Linked DNA regions of Homo sapiens: region 2 is linked to region 1. The links are chromatin loops, found by intact Hi-C in ENCODE. Cell type or tissue: CD14-positive monocyte. All regions are shown on one strand. Links, peaks and the distances in the headings refer to the core of each region. The heading gives the core; the rest is flanking DNA. Region 1 has its middle 120 kb from the start of CWH43. Region 2 has its middle 160 kb from the start of CWH43.

Region 1 (12,940 bases), core at 2,878-10,877:
GCACATGGGTTGATTCCATTCCATTCCATTCCATTCCATGCATTTCCCTTACACTTGGGTTGATTCCATAGCATTCCATTGCATTCCATTACATTCCATTTCATTCCATCCCATTCGGGTTGATTCCATTCCATTCCATTCCATTCCATTACATTCCACTTCATTCCATCCCATTCGGGTTGATTCCATTCCATTCCATTCCATTCCATTCCATTCCATTCCATTCCATTCCATTCCATTCCATTCGTTTCCATTCCATTCGGGTTGATTCCATTCCATTAAATTCCACTGCATTCCATTCCATTCCATTCCACTCCATTCCATTCCATTCCACTCCATACATTCCATTCCATTCCACCCGGATTGATTCCATTGCATTCCATTCCATTCTATGCTATTCCATTCCAGTTGATTCCATTGGATTCCATTCAGTTACATTCCATTCCATTCCACTGCATTCCATTCCAGTCCATTCCATTCCATTCCATCCCATTTGGGTTGATTCCATTCCATTCCATTCCATTCTATTCCATTCCAGTCCATTCCATTCCACTCGGGTTGATTCCATACCATTCCATTCCATTCCATTCCTTTCCATTCCATTCCATTCCATTCCATTCCATTCCATTCCATTCCATTGCATTCCATTCCATTCGTTCCTTTCCATTCCATTCCATTCCATTCGGGTTGATTCCATTCCATTCCTTTCCATTCCATTTCATTCCATTCCTTTCCATTCCATTCTACTCGGGTTGATTCCGTTGCATTCCATTCCATTCCATTCCATTCCATTCTATTCCATTCCAGTCCATTCCATTCCACTCGGGTTGATTCCATTCCATTCCATTCCATTCCATTCCATTCCATTCCATTCCATTCATTCCTTTCCATTCCATTCCATTCCATTCGGTTGATTCCATTCCATTCCTTTCCATTCCATTTCATTCCATTCCTTTCCATTCCATTCCACTCGGGTTGATTCCGTTGCATTCCATTCCTTTCCATTGCACTTGGGTTGATTCCATTCCATTCCGTTTCATTCCATTCCATTCCATTCCATTCCATGCATTTCCCTTACACTCGGGTTGATTCCATAGCATTCCATTGTATTCCATTCCATTCCATTCCATTCCATCCCATTCGGGTTGATTCCATTCCATTCCATTCCATTGCATTCGATTCCATTCCATTCTGCTCCATTCCATTCGGGTTGATTACATTCCATTAAATTCCACTGCATTCCATTCCATTACATTCCACTCCATTCCATTACATTCCACTCCATACATTCCATTCCTTTCCACCCGGATTGATTCCATTCCATTCCATTCCATTCTATGCTATTCCATTCCAGCTGATTCCATTGGATTCCATTCCGTTCCATTCCATTCCACTCCTTTCCATTCCATTCCATTGCATTCGACTCGGGTTGATTCTGCTCCATTCCATTGCATTACATTCCATTTCATTCCATTCGGGTTGATTCCTTTCCATTCCATTCCGTTCCAGTCGGGTTAATTCCATTCCGTTCCTTTCCATTCCATTCCATTCCATTCCATTCCATTTCATTCTATTCCGTTCCATTACATTCGTGTTGATTCCATTCCATTCCATTCCACTCCTTTCCATTCCATTCCATTCCACTGCTTTCCAATCCATGACATTCAACTGGGTTGAATCCCTTGCATTCCACTCCATTCCATTCCACTCCAGTGAATTCCTCTCGGATTCAATCTATTCCATTCCATTCCTTTCCGTTCTGTTCCATTCCATTCCATTGCACTCCATACCATTCCATTCCACTCGGGATAATTCCATTCCATTCCATTCCATTCCATTCCATTCCATTCCATTCCATTCCTTTCCATTCCATTCCGTTCCATTCCATTCGGGTTGATTTTATTCTATTAAATTCCACTGCATTCCATTCCATTCCATTCCACTCCTTTCCATTCCATTCCACTCCATACATTCCGTTCCATTCCACCGGGATTGATTCCATACCATTCCATTCCATTCTATGCTATTCCATTCCAGTTGATTCCGTTGGATTCCATTACGTTCCATTCCATTCCATTCCATTCCTTTCCATTCCATTCCATTCCATTCCACTCCATACTATTCCATTCCATTGCATTCGACTCAGGTTAATTCCGCTCCATTCCATTGCATTACATTACATTTCATTCCACTCGGGTTGATTCCTTTCCATTCCATTCCGTCCCACTCAGGTTTATTCCATTCCGTTCCTTTCCATTTCATTCCATTCCATTCCATTCCATTCCATTCCATTCCATTCCATTCCGTTCCATTCCATTCCGTTCCATTCTATTCGTTTTTATTTCATTCTATTTCCATTCCACAGCATTCCATTCCATTCCATTCAATTCCATTCCATTCCACTCAATTTCATTACATTCCATTCCACTCGAGTTGATTCTATTCCATTCCATTCCATTCCTTTCCATTTCATTCCATGCCAGTTGATTGCATTCCTTTCCATTCCATTCCTTTCCATTCCATTCCATTCCATTCTACTCGGGTTGATTCCATTCCATTCCATTTCATTCCATTCGATTTCATTCCACTGGTGTTTATTCCATTCCACTCCATTCCATTCCATTCCATTCGGGTTTATTCCATTTCATTCCATTCCATTCCATTCCATTGCATTCCATTCCTTTCCATTCTATTCCATTCCATTCCATTCCATTTGTGTCGATTCCATTCCATTCCATTCCATTCCATTCCACTGCATTCCAATCCATTACATTGCACTCAGGTTGAATCCTTTCCATTCCATTCCAATGCATTCCCTTTCATTCAATTCCACTCGGATTCAATCAATTCCATTCTATTCCATTCCGTTCTGTTCCACTCCATTCCATTGCATTCCATACCATTCCATTCCACTCGGGTTGATTCCATTGAATTCCATCCCATTCCATTCCATTCCATTCTATTGCATTCCATTCCATTCCATTCCATTCCACTCGTGTTGATTCCCTTCCATTCCATTCCATTCCATTCCACTTGTGTTGATTCCATTCCGTTCCTTTCGATTGCATTCCATTCCATTGCATTCCATTCCATTCCATTCCATTCCGTTCCATTCCATTCGTGTTGATGCCATTCCAATCCATACCATTCCATTCCATTCCATTCCGTTCCATTCCTTTCGTGTTGATTCCATTCCATTCCATTCCACTCCATTCCAATCCATTACATTCCACTCGGGTTGTATCCATTCCTTTCCATTCCAATCCATTCCATTCCTTTCCAATCCATTCCATTCCATTCAATTCCACATGGATTCATTCTATTCTTTCCATTCCATTCCGTTCTGTTCCATTCCAGTCCATTCCATTAGATACCATTCCATTCCACTCGGGGTGATTCCATTCAATTCCATTAAATTCCGTTCAATTCCATTGCATTCCATTCCATTCCATTCCACTCGGGTGGATTCCATTCCATTCCACTCCATTCCATTCCATTCCATTCCATTCCATTCCATTCCACTCGGGTTGATTCCAGTCCGTTCCTTTCCATTTCATTCCATTCCATTCCATTCCATTCCATTCCATTCCATTCCATTCCATTCCAATCCATTCCATTCCACTCCACTCCGGTTGATTCCATTCCATTCTATTCCATTCCATTCCATTCCATTCCATTCCATTCCATTCCATTCCATTCCATTCCATTCCACTCGGGTTGATTCCATTCCATTCCATTCCATTTTATTCCATTCCATTCCGTTCCATTCCATTCCATTCCATTCCATACCATTCCACTCGGGTTGATTCCATAGCATTCCATTCCATTCCACTCGGGTTGATTCCATTCCATTCCATTCCATTCCACTCCATTCCATTCCATTCCTTTCCACTCCTTTCGATTCCATTCCATTCCATTCCACTTGGGTTGATTCCTTCCATTCCATTCCACTCCACTCGGGTTGATTCCATTCCATTCCATTCCATTCCATTCCATTCCATTCCATTCCATTGCATTCCATTCCATTCCACTCGTGTTGATTCCCTTCCATTCCATTCCATTCCATTCCACTCCATTCCACTTGGGTTGATTCCATTCCGTTCCTTTCCATTTCATTCCATACCATTCCATTCCATTCCATACCATTCCATTCCATTCCATTCCGTTCCATTCCATTTGTGTTGATTCCATTCCAGTCCATTCCACTCCATTCCAATCCGTTACATTCCACTCGGGTTGAATCCATTCCTTTCCATTCCAATCCATTCCAGTCCTTTCCAATCCATTCCATTCCATTCAATTCGACTTGGATTCAATCATCTATTTTTTCCTTTCCATTCCGTTCTGTTCCATTCCAGTCCATTGCATTAGATACCATTCCATTCCACTCGGGATGATTCCATTCAATTCCATTATATTCCGTTCAATTCCATTGCATTCCATTCCATTCCATTCCACTCGGGTTGATTCCATTCCGTTCCTTTCCATTTCATTCCATTCCATTCCATTCCATTCCATTCCATTCCATTCCATTCTGTTCCATTCCATTCCGTTCCATTCTATTCGTTTTTATTTCATTCTATTTCCATTCCACAGCATTCCATTCCATTCCATTCAATTCCATTCCATTCCACTCAATTCCATTACATTCCATTCCACTCGAGTTGATTCTATTCCATTCCATTCCATTCCATTCCATTCCATTCCATTCCATTCCATTCCATTCGGGTTCATTCCATTCCATTCCATTCCATTCCATTCCATTCCATTTCATTCCATTCCGTTCCATTCCATTCGTGTTGATTCCATTCCATTCCATTCCACTCCTTTCCAATCCATGACATTCAACTGGGTTGAATTCCTTGCATTCCATTCCAGTCCATTCCACTCCAGTCAATTCCTCTCGGATTCAATCTATTCCATTCCATTCCTTTCCGTTCTGTTCCATTCCATTCCCTTGCATTCCATACCATTCCATTCCACTTCGGATGATTCCATTCCGTTCCATTCCATTCCATTCCATTCCTTTCCATTCCGTTCCATTCCATTCCGTTCCATTCCATTCGGGTTGATTCCATTCCATTCCATTCCATTCCATTCCATTCCATTCCATTCCCTTACACTCAGGTTGATTCCGCTCCATTCCATTGCATTACATTCCATTTCATTCCACTCGGGTTGATTCCTTTCTATTCCATTCAATTCCACTCGGGTGAATTGCAATCTGTTCCTTTCCATTTTACTCCATTCCATTCCATTCCATTCCACTCCTTTCCATTCCATTCCATTCCACTCCTTTCCAATCCATGACATTCAACTGGGTTGAATCCTTTGCATTCCATTCCAATCCATTCCACTCCAGTCAATTCCTCTCAGATTCAATCTATTCCATTCCATTCCTTTCCGTTCTGTTCCATTCCATTCCATTGCATTCCATACCATTCCATTCCACTCGGGATGATTCCATTCCATTCCGTTCCATTGCATTCCATTCCATTCCATTCCATTCCATTCCATTCCATTCCGTTCCACTCAGGTTGATTCTGCTCCATTCCATTGCATTACATTCCATTTCATTCCACTCGGGTTGATTCCTTTCCATTCCATTCAATTCCACTCGAGTTAATTCCATTCTGTTCCTTTCCATTTCACTCCATTCCATTCCATTCCATTCCATTCCATTCCATTCCATTCCGTTCCGTTCCATTCTATTCGTGTTTATTTCATTCCATTCCATTCCATTCCACAGCATTCCATTCCATTCCGTTCCATTCTATTCATGTTGTTTCCTTTCCATTCCATTCCATTGCATTGCATTCCTTTCCTTTCCATTCCATTCCATTCCATTCTATTCGTGTTTATTTCATTCCAATTCTTTCCATTCCACAGCATTCCATTCCATTCCGTTCCGTTCCATTCCATTCGTGTTGTTTCTATTCCACTCCATTCCATTCCATTCCATTCCATTCCGTTCCATTCCATTCGTGTTGATTCCATTCCATTCCATTCCACTGCTTTCCATTCCACTCCGTTCCACTCCTTTCCAATCCATGACATTCAACTGGATTGAATCCCTTGCATTCCATTCCAATCCATTCCACTACAGTCAATTCCTCTCGGATTCAATCTATTCCATTCCATTCCTTTCGGTTCTGTTCCATTCCATTCCATTCCATTCAATTCCATTCCATTCCATTCCTTTCCATTCCATTCCGTTCCATTCCATTCGGGTTGATTCCATTTCATTTTATTCCATTGCATTCCTTTCCATTCCATTCCATTCGGGTTCATTCCATTCCATTCCATTCTATTCCATTCCATTGCATTCCATTCCGTTCCTTTCCATTCCATTCCATTCCATTGCATTCCATTCCATTCTATTCCATTCCAGTACATTCCATTCCACTCGGGTTGATTCCATACCATTCCATTCTATTCCATTCATTCCTTTCCATTCCATTACATTCCATTCGGGTTGATTCCATTCCATTCCTTTCCATTCCATTTCATTCCATTCCTTTCCCTTCCATTCCACTCGGGTTGATTCCGTTGCATTCCATTCCATTCCATTGCACTTGGGTTGATTCCATTCCATTCCATTCCATTCCATTCCATTCCATGCATTTCCCTTACACTCGGGTTGATTCCATAGCATTCCATTGCATTCCATTACATTCCATTTCATTCCATCCCATTCGGGTTGATCATTCCATTCCATTCCATTCCATTCCATTCCATTCCATTCCATTCCTTTCCATTCCATTCGGGTTGATTCCATTCCATTAAATTCAACTGCATTCCATTCCATTCCATTCCACTGCATTCCATTCCATTCCACTCCATACATTCCATTCCATTCCACCCGGATTGATTCCATTCCATTCCATTCCATTCTATGCTATTCCATTCCAGTTGATTCCATTGGATTCCATTCAGTTACATTCCATTCCATTCCATTCCATTCCATTCCGTTCCATTCCATTCCACTCCTTTCCATTTCATTCCATTGCATTCGACTCAGGTTGATTCCGCTCCATTGCATTGCATTACATTCCATTTCATTCCACTCGGATTGATTCCTTTCCATTTCATTCCGTTCCACTCGGGTTAATTGCATTCCGTTCCTTTCCATTTCATTCCATTCCATTCCATTCCATTCCATTCCATTCCATTCCATTCCATTCCGTTCCATTCTATTCGTGTTTATTTCATTCCATTCCATTCGATTCCACAGCATTCCATTCCATTCCATTCCGTTCCATTCCATTTGTCTTGTTTCCATTCCATTCCATTCCATTCCATTCCATTCCATTCCATTCCATTCCATTCCATTCCATTCCGTTCCATTCCATTCGTGTTGATACCATTCCATTCCATTCCACTCCTTTCCAATCCATGACATTCAACTGGGTTGAATCCCTTGCATTCCATTCCAATCCATTCCACTCCAGTCAATTCCTCTCGGATTCAATCTATTCCATTCCATTCCTTTCCGTTCTGTTCCATTCCATTCCATTGCATTCCATACCATTCCATTCCACTCGGGATAATTCCATTCCATTCCATTCCATTCCATTCCATTCCATTCCATTCCATTCCATTCCATTCCTTTCCATTCCATTCCGTTCCATTCCATTCGGGTTGATTCTATTCTATTAAATTCCACTGCATTCCATTCCATTCCATTCCACTCCTTTCCATTCCATTCCACTCCATACATTCCGTTCCATTCCACCGGGATTGATTCCATACCATTCCATTCCATTCTATGCTATTCAATTCCAGTTGATTCCGTTGGATTCCATTACGTTCCATTCCATTCCATTCCATTCCTTTCCATTCCATTCCATTCCATTCCACTCCATACTATTCCATTCCATTGCATTCGACTCAGGTTGATTCCACTCCATTCCATTGCATTACATTACATTTCATTCCACTCGGGTTGATTCCTTTCCATTCCATTCCGTCCCACTCAGGTTTATTCCATTCCGTTCCTTTCCATTTCATTCCATTCCATTCCATTCCATTCCATTCCATTCCATTACATTCCATTCCGTTCCATTCCATTCCGTTCCATTCTATTCGTTTTTATTTCATTCTATTTCCATTCCACAGCATTCCATTCCATTCCATTCAATTCCATTCCATTCCACTCAATTTCATTACATTCCATTCCACTCGAGTTGATTCTATTCCATTCCATTCCATTCCATTCCATTCCATTCCATATCATTCCATGCCAGTTGATTGCATTCCTTTCCATTCCATTCCTTTCCATTCCATTCCATTCCATTCTACTCGGGTTGATTCCATTCCATTCCATTTCATTCCATTCGATTTCATTCCACTGGTGTTTATTCCATTCCACTCCATTCCATTCCATTCCATTCGGGTTTATTCCATTTCATTCCATTCCATTCCATTCCTTTCCATTCTATTCCATTCCATTCCATTCCATTTGTGTCGATTCCATTCCATTCCATTCCATTCCATTCCATTCCATTCCATTCCACTGCATTCCAATCCATTACATTGCACTCGGGTTGAATCCTTTCCATTCCATTCCAATGCATTCCCTTCCATTCAATTCCACTCGGATTCAATCAATTCCATTCTATTCCATTCCGTTCTGTTCCACTCCATTCCATTGCATTCTATACCATTCCATTCCACTCGGGTTGATTCCATTGAATTCCATCCTATTCCATTCCATTCCATTCTATTGCATTCCATTCCATTCCATTCCACTCGTGTTGATTCCCTTCCATTCCATTCCATTCCATTCCATTCCATTCCATTCCATTCCACTTGGGTTGATTCCATTCCGTTCCTTTCGATTGCATTCCATTCCATTGCATTCCATTCCATTCCATTCCATTCCATTCCGTTCCATTCCATTCGTGTTGATGCCATTCCAATCCATACCATTCCATTCCATTCCATTCCATTCCATTCCGTTCCATTCCTTTCGTGTTGATTCCATTCCATTCCATTCCATTCCATTCCACTCCATTCCAATCCATTACATTCCACTCGGGTTGAATCCATTCCTTTCCATTCCAATCCATTCCATTCCTTTCAATCCATTCCATTCCATTCAATTCCATATGGATTCAATCTATTCTTTACATTCCATTCCGTTCTGTTCCATTCCAGTCCATTGCATTAGATACCATTCCATTCCACTCGGGGTGATTCCATTCAATTCCATTATATTCCGTTCAATTCCATTGCATTCCATTCCATTCCATTCCACTCGGGTGGATTCCACTCCATTCCATTCCATTCCATTCCATTCCATTCCATTTCATTCCATTCCCCTCGGGTTGATTCCAGTCCGTTCCTTTCCATTTCATTCCATTCCATTCCACTCCATTCCATTCCATTCCATTCCATTCCATTCCATTCCATTCCATTCCAATCCATTCCATTCCACTCCACTCCGGTTGATTCCATTCCATTCCATTCCATTCCATTCCGTTCCGTTCCGTTCCGTTCCATTCCATTCCATTCCATACCATTCCACTCGGGTTGATTCCATACCATTCCATTCCATTCCACTCGGGTTGATTCCATTCCATTCCATTCCATTCCATTCCATTCCATTCCATTCCATTCGTGTTGATTCCATTGCATTCCATTCCATTCCACTCCATTCCATTCCATTTCATTCCATTCCAGTTGATTCCATTCCTTTCCATTCCATTCCTTTCCATTCCATTCCATTCCATTCTACTCGGTTTGATTCCATTCCATTCCATTTCATTCCATTCGATTTCATTCCACTGGTGTTTATTCCATTCCACTCCATTCCATTCCATTCCATTCCATTCGGGTTTATTCCATTTCATTCCATTCCATTCCATTCCATTGCATTCCATTCCTTTCCATTCTATTCCATTCCATTCCATTCCATTTGTGTTGATTCCATTCCATTCCATTCCACTGCATTCCAACCCATTACATTGCACTCGGGTTGAATCCTTTCCATTCCATTCCAATGCATTCCCTTTCATTCAATTCCACTCGGATTCAATCAATTCCATTCTATTCCATTCCGTTCTGTTCCACTCCATTCCATTGCATTCCATACCATTCCATTCCACTCGGGTTGATTCCATTGAATTCCATCCCATTCCATTCCATTCCATTCTATTGCATTCCATTCCATTCCATTCCATTCCACTCGTGTTGATTCCCTTCCATTCCATTCCATTCCATTCCACTTGTGTTGATTCCATTCCGTTCCTTTCGATTGCATTCCATTCCATTGCATTCCATTCCATTCCATTCCATTCCGTTCCATTCCATTCGTGTTGATGCCATTCCAATCCATACCATTCCATTCCATTCCATTCCGTTCCATTCCTTTCGTGTTGATTCCATTCCATTCCATTCCACTCCATTCCAATCCATTACATTCCACTCGGGTTGTATCCATTCCTTTCCATTCCAATCCATTCCATTCCTTTCCAATCCATTCCATTCCATTCAATTCCACATGGATTCATTCTATTCTTTCCATTCCATTCCGTTCTGTTCCATTCCAGTCCATTCCATTAGATACCATTCCATTCCACTCGGGGTGATTCCATTCAATTCCATTAAATTCCGTTCAATTCCATTGCATTCCATTCCATTCCATTCCACTCGGGTGGATTCCATTCCATTCCATTCCATTCCATTCCATTCCATTCCATTCCATTCCATTCCATTCCACTCGGGTTGATTCCAGTCCGTTCCTTTCCATTTCATTCTATTCCATTCCATTCCATTCCATTCCAATCCATTCCATTCCACTCCACTCCGGTTGATTCCATTCCATTCTATTCCATTCCATTCCATTCCATTCCATTCCATTCCATTCCATTCCATTCCACTCGGGTTGATTCCATTCCATTCCATTCCATTCCATTCCACTCCATTCCATTCCATTCCTTTCAACTCCTTTCCATTCCATTCCATTCCATTCCACTTGGGTTGATTCCTTCCATTCCATTCCACTCCACTCGGGTTGATTCCATTCCATTCCATTCCATTCCATTCCATTCCATTGCGTTCCATTCCATTCCATTGCATTCCATTCCATTCCATTCCACTCGTGTTGATTCCCTTCCATTCCATTCCATTCCATTCCACTTGGGTTGATTCCATTCCGTTCCTTTCCATTTCATTCCATACCATTCCATTCCATTCCATTCCATTCCATTCCATTCCGTTCCATTCCATTTGTGTTGATTCCATTCCAGTCCATTCCACTCCATTCCAATCCATTACATTCCACTCGGGTTGAATCCATTCCTTTCCATTCCAATCCATTCCAGTCCTTTCCAATCCATTCCATTCCATTCAATTCGACTTGGATTCAATCATCTATTTTTTCCATTCCATTCCGTTCTGTTCCATTCCAGTCCATTGCATTAGATACCATTCCATTCCACTCGGGATGATTTCATTCAATTCCATTATATTCCATTCAATTCCATTGCATTCCATTCCATTCCATTCCACTCGGGTTGATTCCATTCCGTTCCTTTCCATTTCATTCCATTCCATTCCATTCCGTTCCATTCCATTCCATTCCATTCCATTCCATTCCACTCCATTAAATTCCACTCCACTCCGGTTGATTCCATTCCATTTCATTCCATTCCATTTCACTCGAGTTGATTCCATTCCATTCCATTCCATTTTATTCCATTCCATTCCATGAAATTCCATTCCATTCCACTCCACTCAGGTTGATTCCTTTCCATTCCATTTCATTCCATTCCTTTCCATTCCATTCCATTCCACTCCACTCCACTCCATTCCATTCCATTCCACTCGGGTTGATTCCATTCCATTCCATTCCAATCCATTCCATTCCATTCCATTCCATTCCATTCCATTCCATTCCATTCCATTCGGGTTCATTCCATTCCATTCCATTCCATTCCATTCCATTCCATTCCACTCGTGTTGTTTCCATTCCATTCCTTTCAATTTCATTCTATTCCATTCCATTCCATTCCATTCCATTCTATTCCATTCCACTCGGGTTGATTCCATACCATTCTATTCCATTCCATTCCATTCAATTCCGTTCCATTCCATTCCATTCCATTCCATTAAATTCCACTTGGGTAGATTCCATTCCATTCCATTCCATTCCATTCCATTCCATTCCATTCCATTCCTTTAGTTTCTAATCGGGTTGATTCCAATCCATTCCATTATATTCAAGTCCTTTCCATTCCCTGCCATTCCACTCGGGTTGTTTCCATTTTGTTGTATTCCATTCCATTCCATTCCATTGCATTGCATTCCACTCTGGTTGTTTCCATTCCATTCCATTAGTTTCCATTCCATTCCATTCCTTTCCTTTCCATTCCATTCCATTCCATTCCTTTCCACTCAGGGTGATTCAATTCCGTTCCATTCCAATGCATTCCATTCCAGTTGATAACATAGCATTGTATTCTTTCCATTCCATTCCTTTCCATTCCATTACATTACATTCCACTCGGTTTGATTCATCTCCATTCCATTCCATTCCATTCCATTCCATTCCATTCCATTCCATACCATTCCACCAAAGTTGATTGCATGCTATTCCATTCCATTCCATTCCATTCCATTCCATTCCATTCCATTCCATTCCATTCCACTTGGGTTGATTCCATTCCATTCAATTCCGTTCCGTTCCGTTCCGTTCCGTTCCATTCCATTCCATTCTGTTCCATTCCATTTCATTCCATTGCATTCCACTCAGGTTGATTCCATTCCATTCCATTCCATACCCTTCGGGTTGATTCCTTCCCATTCCATTCCATTCCATACCATTCCACTCCATTCCGTTCCATTCCATTCGGGTTGATTCTGTTCCATTCCATTCCCTTTTATTCCATTCCATTCCATTCCTTTCCATTCCATTCCATACCATTCCACCAAAGTT
Region 2 (12,940 bases), core at 2,893-10,892, 44 kb after region 1:
GGTTGATTCCAATCCATTCCATTATATTCAAATCCTTTCCATTCCATGCCATTCCACTCGGTTTGTTTCCATTTTGTTGTATTCCATTCCATTCCATCCCATTCCATTCCATTCCATTTCATTCCATTCCACTCGGGTTGTTTCCATTCCGTTCCATTAGTTTCCATTCCATTCCTTTCCATTCCATTCCACTCATGGTGATTCCTTTCCTTTCCATTCTAATTCATTCCATTCCAGTTGATACCATTGCATTGCATTGTTTCCATTCCATTCCATTCCATTCCATTCCATTCCATTCCATTCCACTCGGTTTGATTCATTTCCATTCCATTCCTTTCCATTCCTCTCGTGTTGATTCCATTCCATTCCATGCCCTTTTATTCCATTCCATTCCATTCCATTCCATTCCATTCCATTCCATTCCATTCCATACCTTTCCACCAAAGTTGATTGCATGCTATTCCATTTCATTCCATTCCATACCATTCCATTCCATTCCGTTCCTTTTATCTTGGGTTGATTCCATTCCATTCAATTCCTTTCCGTTCCGTTCCGTTCCATTCCATTCCATTCCATTCCATTCCATTGCATTCCACTGGGGTTGATTCCATTCCATTCCATTCCATTCCATTCCATTCCATTCCATACCCTTCGGGTTGATTCCTTTCCAATCCATTCCATTCTATACCATTCCACTTCATTCCGTTCCATTCCTTTCGGGTTGATTCTGTTCCATTCCATGCCCTTTTATTCCATTCCATTCCATTCCATACCATTCCACCAAAGTTGATTGCATGTTATTCCATTCCATTCCATTCCATTCCATTCCTTTCCACTCGGGTTGATTCCACTCCATTCAATTCCGTTCCGTTCCGTTCCTTTCCGTTCCATTCCATTGCGTTTCATTCCATTGCATTCCACTAGGGTTGATTCCATTCCTTTCCATTCCATTCCATTCCATTCCATACCCTTCGGTTTGATTCCTTTCCATTCCATTCCATTCCATACCATTCCACTCCATTCCGCTCCATTCCATTCGGTTTAATTCCGTTCCATTCCATGCCCTTTTATTCCATTCCATTCCATTCCATTCCATACCATTCCACCAAAGTTGATTGCATGTTCCATTCCATTCCATTCCATTCCATTCCATTCCATTCCATTCCATTCCATTCCATTCCATTCAATTCCATTCCATTCCATTCCATTCCTTTCCACTCGGGTTGTTTCCATTCCATTCAATTCCATTCCGTTCCGTTCCGTTCCGTTCCAGTCCATTCCATTTCATTCCATTGCATTCCACTCGGGTTGATTCCATTCCTTTCCATTCCATTCCATTCCATATCATTCCACTCCATTCCGCTCCATTCTATTCGGGTTGATTCCGTTCTATTCCATCCCCCTTTATTCCATTCCATTCCATTCTATTCCATTCCATTCCATACCATTCCACCAAAGTTGATTGCATGTTATTCCATTCCATTCCATTCCATTCCATTCCATTCCATTCCATTCCATTCCATTCAATTCCATTCCATTCCATTCCTTTCCACTCGGGTTGATTCCATTCCATTCCATTCTGTTCCGTTCCGTTCCGTTACATTCCATTCCATTTCATTCCATTGCATTCCACTCGGGTTGATTTCATTCCATTCCATTCCATTCCATTCCATTCCATTCCATTCCATTCCATACCCTTCGCGTTGATTCCTTTCCATTCCATTCCATTCCATACCATTCCACTCCATTCCATTCCATTCCATTCGGGTTGATTCCATTCCATTCCGGTCCGTTCCGTTCCATTCCATACCATTCCACTAGGGTTGTTTCCATGCCATTCCATTCCATTGCATTCCATTCCATTCCATTCCACTCGTGTTGATTCCATTCCATTCCATTCCATTCCATTCCATTCCACTCCATTCCATTACATTCCATTCTACTCTGGTTAATTCCGTTCCATTCCCTTCCAATCCATTCCATTCCATTCCATTCCATTCCATTCCATTCCATTCCATTCCATTCCATTCCATTGGGGTCCATTCCATTTCATTCCATTCTGTTCCGTTCCGTTCCATTCCATTCCATTCCATTCCATTCCATTCCATTCCATTGCATTCCATACCATTCCATTCCATTCTATTCCATTCCATTCCATTCCATTCCACTCGAGTTGATTCCATTCCATTCCATTCCATTCCGTTCTGTTGCATTCCATTCCGTTCCATTCCATTCCATTCCATTCCACTCGAGTTGATTCCATTCCATTCCATTCCATTCCGTTCCGTTGCATTCCATTCCGTTCCATTGCTTTACATTCCATTCCATTCCATTCCATTCCATTCCATTCCATTCCATTCCATTCCAACCTTCTAATCGGGTTGATTCTAATCCATTCCATTTCCATTCCATTCGAGGTTGATTCCATTCCATTCCGGTCCGTTCCGTTCCATTCCATACCATTCCACTAGGGTTGTTTCCATGCCATTCCATTCCATTGCATTCCATTCCATTCCATTCCACTCGTGTTGATTCCATTCCATTCCATTCCATTCCATTCCATTCCACTCCATTCCATTACATTCCATTCTACTCTGGTTAATTCCGTTCCATTCCCTTCCAATCCATTCCATTCCATTCCATTCCATTCCATTCCATTCCATTCCATTCCATTCCATTCCATTCCAACCTTCTAATCGGGTTGATTCTAATCCATTCCATTACATTCAAGTCTTTCCATTCCATGCCATTCCTCTTGTGTTGTTTCCATTCCATTGAATTCCATTCCATTCCATTCCATTCCATTCCATTCCATTCCATTCCATTCCATTCCATTCCACTCGGGTTGTTTCCATTCCATTTCATTAGTTTCCATTCCATTCCATTCCATTCCATTTTATTCCATTCCATTTCATTCCATTACATTCCATTCTATACCATTCCACTCGGGTTGATTCTATACCATTCTATTCCATTCCATTCTATACCATTCCACTCGGGTTGATTCCATACCATTCTATTCCATTCCATTCCATTAAATTCCATTCCATTCCATTCCACTCGTGTAGATTCCATTCCATTCCATTCCATTACGTTCCGTTCCGTTCCATTCCATTCCATTCCATTCCATTCCATTCCATTCCATTCCATTCCATTAAATTCCATTCCATTCCATTCCATTCCTCTCGGGTCGATTCCATTCCATTCCATTCCATTCCATTCCATTAGTTTCTAATCGGGTTGATTCCAATCCATTCCATTATATTCAAATCCTTTCCATTCCATGCCATTCCACTCGGGTTGTTTCCATTTTGTTGTATTCCATTCCATTCCATTCCATTCCATTCCATTCCATTCCATTGTATTCCATTCCACTCGGGTTGTTTCCATTCCGTTTCATTAGTTTCCATTCCATTCCATTCCTTTCCATTCCATTCCACTCATGGTGATTCCATTCCTTTCCATTCCAATTCATTCCATTCCAGTTGATACCATTGCATTGCATTGTTTTCATTCCATTCCATTCCATTCCATTCCTCTTGGTTTGATTCATTTCCATTCCATTCCATTCCATTCCTCTCGGGTTGATTCCATTCCATTCCATGCCCTTTTATTCCATTCCATTCCATTCCATTCCATTCCATTCCATTCCATTCCATACCATTCCATTCCATTCCATTCCATTCCATACCATTCCACCAAGTTGATTGCATGCTATCCCATTCCATTCCATTCCATTCCATTCCATTTCATTCCATTCCATTCCGTTCCTTTCCACTTGGGTTGATTACATTCCATTCCATTCAATTCCGTTCCGTTCTGTTCCATTTTGTTCCATTCCATTCCATTCCATTTCCTTCCATTGCATTCCACTGGGGTTGATTCCATTCCATTCCATTCCATTCCATTCCATTCCATTCCATTCCATTCCATACCCTTCGGGTTGATTCCTTTCCATTCCATTCCATTGCATACCATTCCACTCCATTCCGTTCCATTCCATTCGGGTTGATTCTGTTCCATTCCATGCTTTTATTCCATTCCAATCCATTCCATACCATTCCACCAAAGTTGATTGCATGTTATTCCATTCTATTCCATTCCATTCCATTCCATTCCATTCCATTCCATTCCATTCCATTCCATTCCATTCTATTCCATTCCATTCCTTTCCTTTCCAGTCGGTTTGATTCCATTCCATTCAATTCCATTCCGTTCCGTTCCATTCCTTTCCGTTCCATTCCATTGCGTTTCATTCCATTGCATTCCACTCGGGTTGATTCCATTTCTTTCCATTCCATTCCATTCCATTCAATTCCATAGCCTTCAGGTTGATTCCTTTCCATTCCATTCCATTCCATACCATTCCACTCCATTCCGCTCCAATCCATTCGGGTTGATTCCGTTCTGTTCCATGTCCTTTTATTCCATTCCCTTCCATTCCATTCCATTCCATTCCATACCATTCCACCAAAGTTGATTGCATGTTATTCCATTCTATTCCATTCCATTCGATTCAATTCCATTCCATTCCATTCCATTCCATCCCTTTCCGCTCGGGTTGTTTCCATGCCATTCAATTCCATTCCGTTCCGTTCCGTTCCATTCCATTCCATTCCATTCCATTCCATACCCTTCGGGTTGATTCCTTTCCATTCCATTCCATTCCATCCCATTCCACTCCATTCCGTTCTATTCCATTTAGGTTGATTCCATTTCTTTCCATTCCGTTCCATTGCATTCCATACCTTTCCACTAGGGTTGATCCCATACCATTCCATTCCATTGCATTCCATTCCATTCCATTCCATTCCACTCGGGTTGATTCCATTCCATTCCATTCCAATCCATTCCATTCCATTCCATTCGGGTTGATTCCATTCCATTCCTTTCCATTCCATTCCATTCCATTCCATTCCATTCCATTCCATTCCATTCCATTCGAGTTGATTCCATTCTATTCCATTCCATTCCATTCCATTGGGGTTGATTCCATTCCATTCCATTCCATTCCATTCCATTCCATTCCATTCCATTCGACTCGGGTTGATTCCAATCCATTCCATTCCAATCCATTCCATTCCATTCCATTCCATTCCATTCCATTCCATTCCATTCCATTCTGGTTGATTCCATTCCGTTGAATTTCTTTCCATTCCAATCCATTCCATACCATTCGATTCCATTCCATTCCATTCCATTCCATTCTATTCCACTCGAGTTAATTCCATTCCTTTGAATTCCATTGCTTTCCATTCCATTCCATTCCTTTCCACTCAGGTTGATTCCATTCCATTCCATTCCAATGCATTCCATTCCAGTTGATACCATTGCATTGCATTGTTTCCATTCCGTTCCATTCCATTCCATTACATTACATTACATTCCACTCGGTTTTATTCATTTCCGTTCCATTCAATTCCATTCCATTCCATTCCATTCCATTCCATTCCTCTTGGGTTGATTCCATTCCAATCCATGCCCCTTTATTCCATTCCATTCCATTCCATTCCATTCCATTCCATTCCATACCATTCCACCAAAGTTGACTGCATGCTATTCCATTCCATTCCATTCTATTCCATTCCATTCCATTCCATTCCATTCCATTCCATTCCATTCCTTTCCACTCGGGTTGATTACATTCCATTCAATTCCGTTCCATTCCGTTCCGTTCCGTTCCATTCCATTCCATTCCATTTTATTCCATTGCATTCCACTCAGGTTGATTCCATTCCATTCCATTCCATTCCATTCCATTCCATTCCATAACCTTCGGATTGATTCCTTTCCATTCCGTTCCATTCCATAGATTCCACTCCATTCCGTTCCATTTCATTCGAGTTGATTCTGTTCCATTCCATGCCCTTTTATTCCATTCCATTCCATTCCATTCCATTGCGTTCCATTCCATTCCTTACCATTCCACCAAAGTTGATTGCATGTTATTCCATTCCATTCCATTCCATTCCATTCCTTTCCACTCGTTTTGATTCCATTCCATTCAATTCCGTTCCGTTCCGTTCCGTTCGTTTCCATTCCATTCCATTTCATTCCATTGCATTCCACTCGGGTTGATTCCATTCCTTTCAATTCCATTCCATTCCATTCCATTCAATTCCATACCCTTTGGTTTGATTCCTTTCCATTCCATTACATTCCATATCATTCCACTCCATTCCGCTCCATTCCATTCGGGTTGATTCCGTTCCATTCCATGCCCTTTTATTCCATTCCATTCCATTCTATTCCATTCCATTCCATACCATTCCACCAAAGTTGATTGTATGTTATTCCATTCCATTCCATTCCATTCCATTCCATTCCATTCAATTCCATTCCATTCCATTCAATTCCATTCCATTCCATTCCTTTCCACTCGGGTTGTTTCCATTCCATTCAATTCCGTTCCATTCCATTCCGTTCCATTCCATTCCATTCCGTTTCATTCCATTGCATTCCACTCGGGTTGATTTCATTCCATTCCATTCCATTCCATTCCATTCCATTCCATTCCCTTCGGTTTGATTCCTTTCCATTCCATTCCATTCCATACCATTCCACTCCATTCCTTTCCATTCCATTCGGGTTGATTCCCTTCCATTCCGTTCCGTTCCATTCCATTCCACACCATTCCACTAGGGTTGATTCCATGCCATTCCATTCCATTGCATTCCATTCCATTCCATTCCACTCGCGTTGATTCCATTCCATTCCATTCCAATCCATTCCATTCCACTCCTTTCCATTCCTTTCCATTCGGGTTGATTCCATTCCATTCCGTTCCATTCCATTCCATTCCATACCATTCCACTAGGGTTGATACCATGCCATTCCATTCCATTCCATTCCATTCCATTCCACTCGGGTTGATTACATTCCATTCCATTCCAATCCATTCCATTCCATTCCATTCCATTCCATTCCATTCCATTCCATTCCATTCCATTCCATTCCATTCCACTCGGGTTGATTCCATTCCATTCCATTCCATTCCATTCCATTCCATTCCATTCCATTCCATTCCATTCCACTCCATTCCGTTACATTCCATTCTACTCTGTTTAATTCCGTTCCATTCCATTCCAATCCATTCCATTCCATTCCATTCCATTCCATTCCATTCCATTGGGGTCCATTCCATTCCATTCCATTCCATTCCATTCCATTCCGTTCCGTTCCGTTCCATTCCATTCAAATCCATTCCATTGCATTCCATACCATTCCATTCCATTCTATTCCATTCCATTCCATTCCATTGCACTCGAGTTGATTCCATTCCATTCCATTCCATTCCGTTCCGTTCCATTCCATTCCGTTCCATTCTATTCCATTCCATTCCATTCCATTCCATTAAATTCCATTCCATTCCATTGCATTCCATTACTTTCTAATCGGGTTGATTCTAATCCATTCCATTACATTCAAGTCTTTCCATTCCATGCCATTCCTCTTTGGTTGTTTCCATTACGTTGAATTCCATTCCATTCCATTCCATTCCATTCCATTCCATTCCATTCCATTCCATTCCATTGCATTCCATTCCACTCGGGTCGTTTCCATTCCATTTCATTAGTTTCCATTCCATTCCATTCCATTCCATTTCACTCAAGTTGATTCCGTTCCATTCCATTGTATTCCATTCCAGTTGATTCCATTGCATTCCATTCCTTTCCATTCCTATCTATTCCATTACATTCCCTTACACTTGGGTTGATTCCATTCCATTTCAATCCATTCCATTCCATTCCCTTCCGTTCCATTCCATAGCATTCCACTAAATTTGATTCCATACCATTCCATTGCATTTCATTCCTTTCCTTTCCATTCCAATCCATTCCATTCCATTCCATTTAAATCCTTTCCATTCCTTTCCATTTCATTCCATTCCATTCCTTTCCTCTCGGGTTGATTCCATTCCATTCCTTTCCATTCTGTTCCATTCCATTCCGTTCCATTCCATTCCATTCCATTCCATTCCATTCCATTCCATTCCATTGCATTCCACTCGGGGTGATTCCATTCCATTCCATTCCATTCCATTCCATTCCATTCCATTCCATTCCATTCCATTCCATTTCATTCCATTCCATTGCATTCCATTTGGGTTCATACCTTTCCATTCCATTCCATTGCATTCCATTTGGGTTCATACCTTTCCATTCCATTCCATTCCATACCATTCCATTCCATTCCATTCCATTCCATTCAGGTTGACTCCATTCCATTCCGTTCCATTCCATTACATTCCATTCCATTCCGTTGCATTCCACTCCATTCCTATTCATTACATTCCACTCGGGTTGAATCCATTCCATTCCATTCCAATGCATTCCATTTTTTTCAGTTCCACTCGGATTCAATCAATTCCATTCCATTCCATTCCGTTCTGTTCCATTCCATTCCATTCCATTCCATTCCATTCCATTCCATTCTATTGCATTTCATTCCATTCCATTCTACTCAGGTTGATTCCATTCCATTCCATTCCATTCCATTCCATTCCATTCCATTCCATTCCACTCGGGTTGATTCAATTCCGTTCCTTTCCATTCCATTCCATTCTATTCCTTTCCACTCAGGGTGATTCCATTCCATTCCATTCCAATGCATTCCATTCCAGTTGATACCATTGCATTGCATTGTTTCCATTCCATTCCATTCCATTCCATTCAATTCCATTCTACTCGGTTTGATTCATTTCCATTCCATTCCATTCCATTCCTCTCGGGTTGATTCCATTCCATTCCATGCCCTTTTATTCCATTCCATTCCATTCCATTCCATTCCATTCCATTCCATTCCATTCCATTCCATACTATTCCACCAAAGTTGACTGCATGCTATTCCATTCCATTCCATTCCGTTCCATTCCATTTCATTCCGTTCCTTTCCACTTGGGTTGATTCAATTCCATTCAATTCCGTTCCGTTCCGTTCCGTTCCATTCCATTCCATTCCATTCCATTTCCTTCCATTGCATTCCACTGGGGTTGATTCCATTCCTTTCCATTCCTTTCCATTCCATTCCATTCCATTCCATTCCATACCCTTCGGGTTGATTCCTTTCCATTCCATTCCATTCCATACCATTCCCGTCCATTCTGTTCCATTCCATTCGGGTTGATTCTGTTCCATTCCATGCCTTTTTATTCCATTCCATTCCATTCCATATCATTCCACCAAAGTTGATTGAATGTTATTCCATTCCATTCCATACCATTCCACCAAAGTTGATTGCATGTTATTCCATTCCATTCCATTCCATTCCACCCATTCCATTCCTTTCCACTCGGGTTGATTCCATTCCATTCAATTCCGTTCCGTTCTGTTCCATTCCTTTCCGTTCCATTCCATTCCGTTTCATTCCATTGCATTCCACTCGGGTTGATTCCATTACTTTCCATTCCATTCCACTACATTCAATTCCATACCCTTCGGGTTGATTCCTTTCCATTCCATTCCATTCCATTCCATTCCATACCATTCCACTCCATTCCGCTCCATTCCATTCGGGTTGATTCCGTTCCATTCCATGCCCTTTTATTCCATTCCATTCCATTCCGTTCCATTCCACTCCATTCCATTCCATACCATTCCACCAAATTTGATTGCATGTTATTCCATTCCATTCCATTCCATTCCATTCCATTCCATTCCATTCCATTCCACTCGGTTTGATTCTTTTCCATTCCATTCCATTCCATTCCTCTCGGGTTGATTCCATTCCATTCCATGCCCTTTTATTCCATTCCATTCCATTTCATTCCATTCCATTCCATTCCATACCATTCCACCAAAGTTGACTGCATGCTATTCCATTCCATTCCATTCCATTCCATTCCATTCCATTCCATTCCATTCCATTCCATTCCGTTCCTTTCCACTTGGGTTGATTCCATTCTATTCAATTCCGTTCCGTTCCGTTCCATTCCATTCCATTCCATTCCATTCCATTTCCTTCCATTGCATTCCACTGGGGTTGATTCCATTCCCTTCCATTCCATTCCATTCCATTCCATTCCATTCCATTCCATACCCTTCGGGTTGATTCCTTTCCATTCCATTCCATTCCATACCATTCCACTCCATTCTGTTCCATTCCATTCAGGTTGATTCTGTTCCATTCCATACCCTTTTATTCCATTCCATTCCATTCCATACCATTCCACCAAGTTGATTGCATGTTATTCCATTCCATTCCATCCATTCCATTCCTTTCCACTCGGGTTGATTCCATTCCATTCAATTATGTTCCGTTCCGTTCCTTTCCGTTCCATTCCATTCCGTTTCATTCCGTTGCATTCCACTCGGGTTGATTCCATTACTTTCCATTCCATTCCATTCCATTCAATTCCATACCCTTCGGGTTGATTCCTTTCCATTCCATTCCATTCCATACGATTCCACTCCATTCCACTCCATTCCATTCGGGTTGATTCCGTTCCATTCCATGCCATTTTATTCCATTCCATTCCATTCCGTTCCATTCCACTCCATTCCATTCCATTCCATACCATTCCACCAAAGTTGATTGCATGTTATTCCATTCCATTCCATTCCATTCCATTCCATTCCATTCCATTCCATTCAATTCAATTCCATTCCTTTCCATTCCATTCCTTTCCACTCGGGTTGTTTCCATTCCATTCAATTCCGTTCCGTTCCATTCCGTTCCGTTCCATTCCATTCCATTCATTCCATTGCATTCCACTCGGGTTGATTCCATTCCATTGCATTCCATTCCATTCCATTGCATTCCATTCCATTCCATTCCATTCCATTCCATACCCTTCGGGTTGATTCCTTTCTATTCCATTCCATTCCATACCATTCCACTCCATTCCGTTCTATTCCATTCGGGTTGATTCCATTCCATTCCGTTCCGTTCCATTTCATTCCATACCATTCCACTATGGTTGATCCCATACCATTCCATTCCATTGCATTCCATTCCATTCCATTCCACTCGGGTTGATTCCATTCCATTCCATTCCAATCCGTTCCATTCCATTCCATTCCATTCCTTTCCATTTGATTCCATTCCATTCAATTCCATTCCATTCCATTCGGGTTGATTCCATTCCATTCCTTTCCATTCCATTCCATTCCATTCCATTCCATTCCATTCCATTCCACTCCAATTGATTCCATTCCATTCCATTCCATTCCATTCCATTCCATTCCATTCATTCCATTCCAGTTGATTCCATTCGATTCCATTCCATTCCATTCCATTCCATTCCATTCCATTCCATTCCATTCCATTCCATTCCATTCGACTCGGGTTGATTCCAATCCATTCCATTCCAATCCATTCCATGCCATTCCATTCCATTCCATTCCATTCTGGTTGATTCCATTCCGTAGAATTTCTTTCCATTCCAATCCATTCCATTCCGTTCCATTCCATTCCATTCCATTCTATTCCACTCGAGTTAATTCCATTCCTTTGAATTCCATTGCTTTCCATTCCATTCCATTCCATTCCTTTTCATTCTATTACACTCGGTTGTTTCCATTCCATTCATTTCTTTTCCATTCCATTCCATTCCTTTCCATTCCAGTCATGTTGATTCCATTCATTCCATTCCCTTACATTACGTTCCATTCCATTCCAGTTGATTCCATTGCATTCCATTCCATTCCATTCCATTCTACTCCTTTCCATTCCACTCTGGTTGATTCCATTCCATTCCATTCCATTCCATTCCACTCCATTCCGTTCCACTCGGGTTGATTCCATTCCATTCCATTCCATTCCATTCCATTGCATTCCATTCCATTTCACTCGGGTTGATGCCATTCTATTCCAATCTATTTTATTCCTTTCCATTCCATTCCATTCCATTCCATACCATTCCACTCGGGTGGATTCCATAACATTCCATTCTATTCCATTGCATTCCTTTCCATTCCATTCCACTTGTGTTGATTCCATTCCATTCCATTCCATTCCATTCCATTCCATTCCATTCCATTCCATTCCATTCCATTCCATTCGGGTTGATTCCATTCCATTCCATTCCATTTCATTCCATTCCATTCCATTCCATTACACTCCATTCCATTCCATTCCACTCCATTCCATTCCATTCCATTCCATTCCACTCCATTCCATTCCATTCCATTCCACCCAGATTGATTCCATTCTATTCCATTCCATTCCGTTCCATTCCATTCCAGTTGATTCCAATGCCTTCCATTCCATTCCATTCCACTGCATTCCATTCCACTCCATTCCACTCGGGTTGATTCCATTCCATTCCATTCCATTCCGTTCCACTCGGGTTGATTCCATTCCATTCCTTTCCATTGCATTTCACTCGGGTTGATTCCATTCCATTCCGTTCCATTTTATTCCATTCCATTCCATTCCATACCTTTCCATTCCACACGGGTTAATTCCATTCCATTCCATTCCATTGCATTCCATTCCATTCCATTCCATTCCATTCAATTGCATTCCATTCCATTCCATTCCATTCCATTCGGGTTGATCCCTTTCCATTCCATTCCATCCCATTCCATTCCACTCCATTCCATTCCTTTCAATTCATTTACATTCCATTCCACTCCATTCCATTCCATTGAATTCCTTTCCGTACCACTCCATTCTATTCCATTCTATTCCACTCGGGTTTATTCCATTCCATTCCAATCCATTCCATTCCATTGCATTCCACTCGTGTTCATTCCATTCCATTCCATTCTATCCCGTTCCTTTCCATTCTATTCCATTCCATTCCATTCCCTTACACTGGTGTTCATTCCATTCCGTTCCGTTCCATTCCATTCTATTCATTTCCATTCCTTTCCATTGCACTCCACTCGGGTTGATTCCATTCCTTTCCATTCTATTCCATTCCATTCATTTAAATTCCATTCCATTCCATTCCATTCCAGTTCATTCCATTCCTTTCCATTCCATTCCATTCCCT

Evidence for each region. Hi-C counts contacts between places; a loop is a spot of excess contacts. Peaks named below come from ENCODE experiments on the same cell type or tissue, not always from the same donor. Only the 100,000 strongest peaks of a DNase experiment are listed, where the experiment ranks them.
Region 2: it touches region 1 in a loop (5-fold over the local background); 9 of 110 quality-filtered maps call a loop at or near these places.

The regions. Positions count from the first base shown.
Region 1 is chr4:49,098,866-49,111,805 of GRCh38, forward strand. No RefSeq gene overlaps it. Among named protein-coding and RNA genes, the nearest start is that of CWH43, 120 kb to the left of the region's middle. RefSeq lists enhancers at 2,213-2,990, 2,991-3,768, 3,769-4,546, 4,547-5,326, 5,327-6,104 and 12 more. In CD14-positive monocyte, for the core only: no CTCF peak of the experiment used is centred there; no DNase peak of the experiment used is centred there; H3K4me3 peaks cover 924 bases.
Region 2 is chr4:49,142,499-49,155,438 of GRCh38, forward strand. No RefSeq gene overlaps it. Among named protein-coding and RNA genes, the nearest start is that of CWH43, 160 kb to the left of the region's middle. RefSeq lists enhancers at 2,605-3,442, 3,443-4,279, 4,280-5,117, 5,118-5,955, 5,956-6,793 and 10 more. In CD14-positive monocyte, for the core only: no CTCF peak of the experiment used is centred there; a DNase peak (open chromatin) is centred at 7,273; H3K4me3 peaks cover 2,352 bases.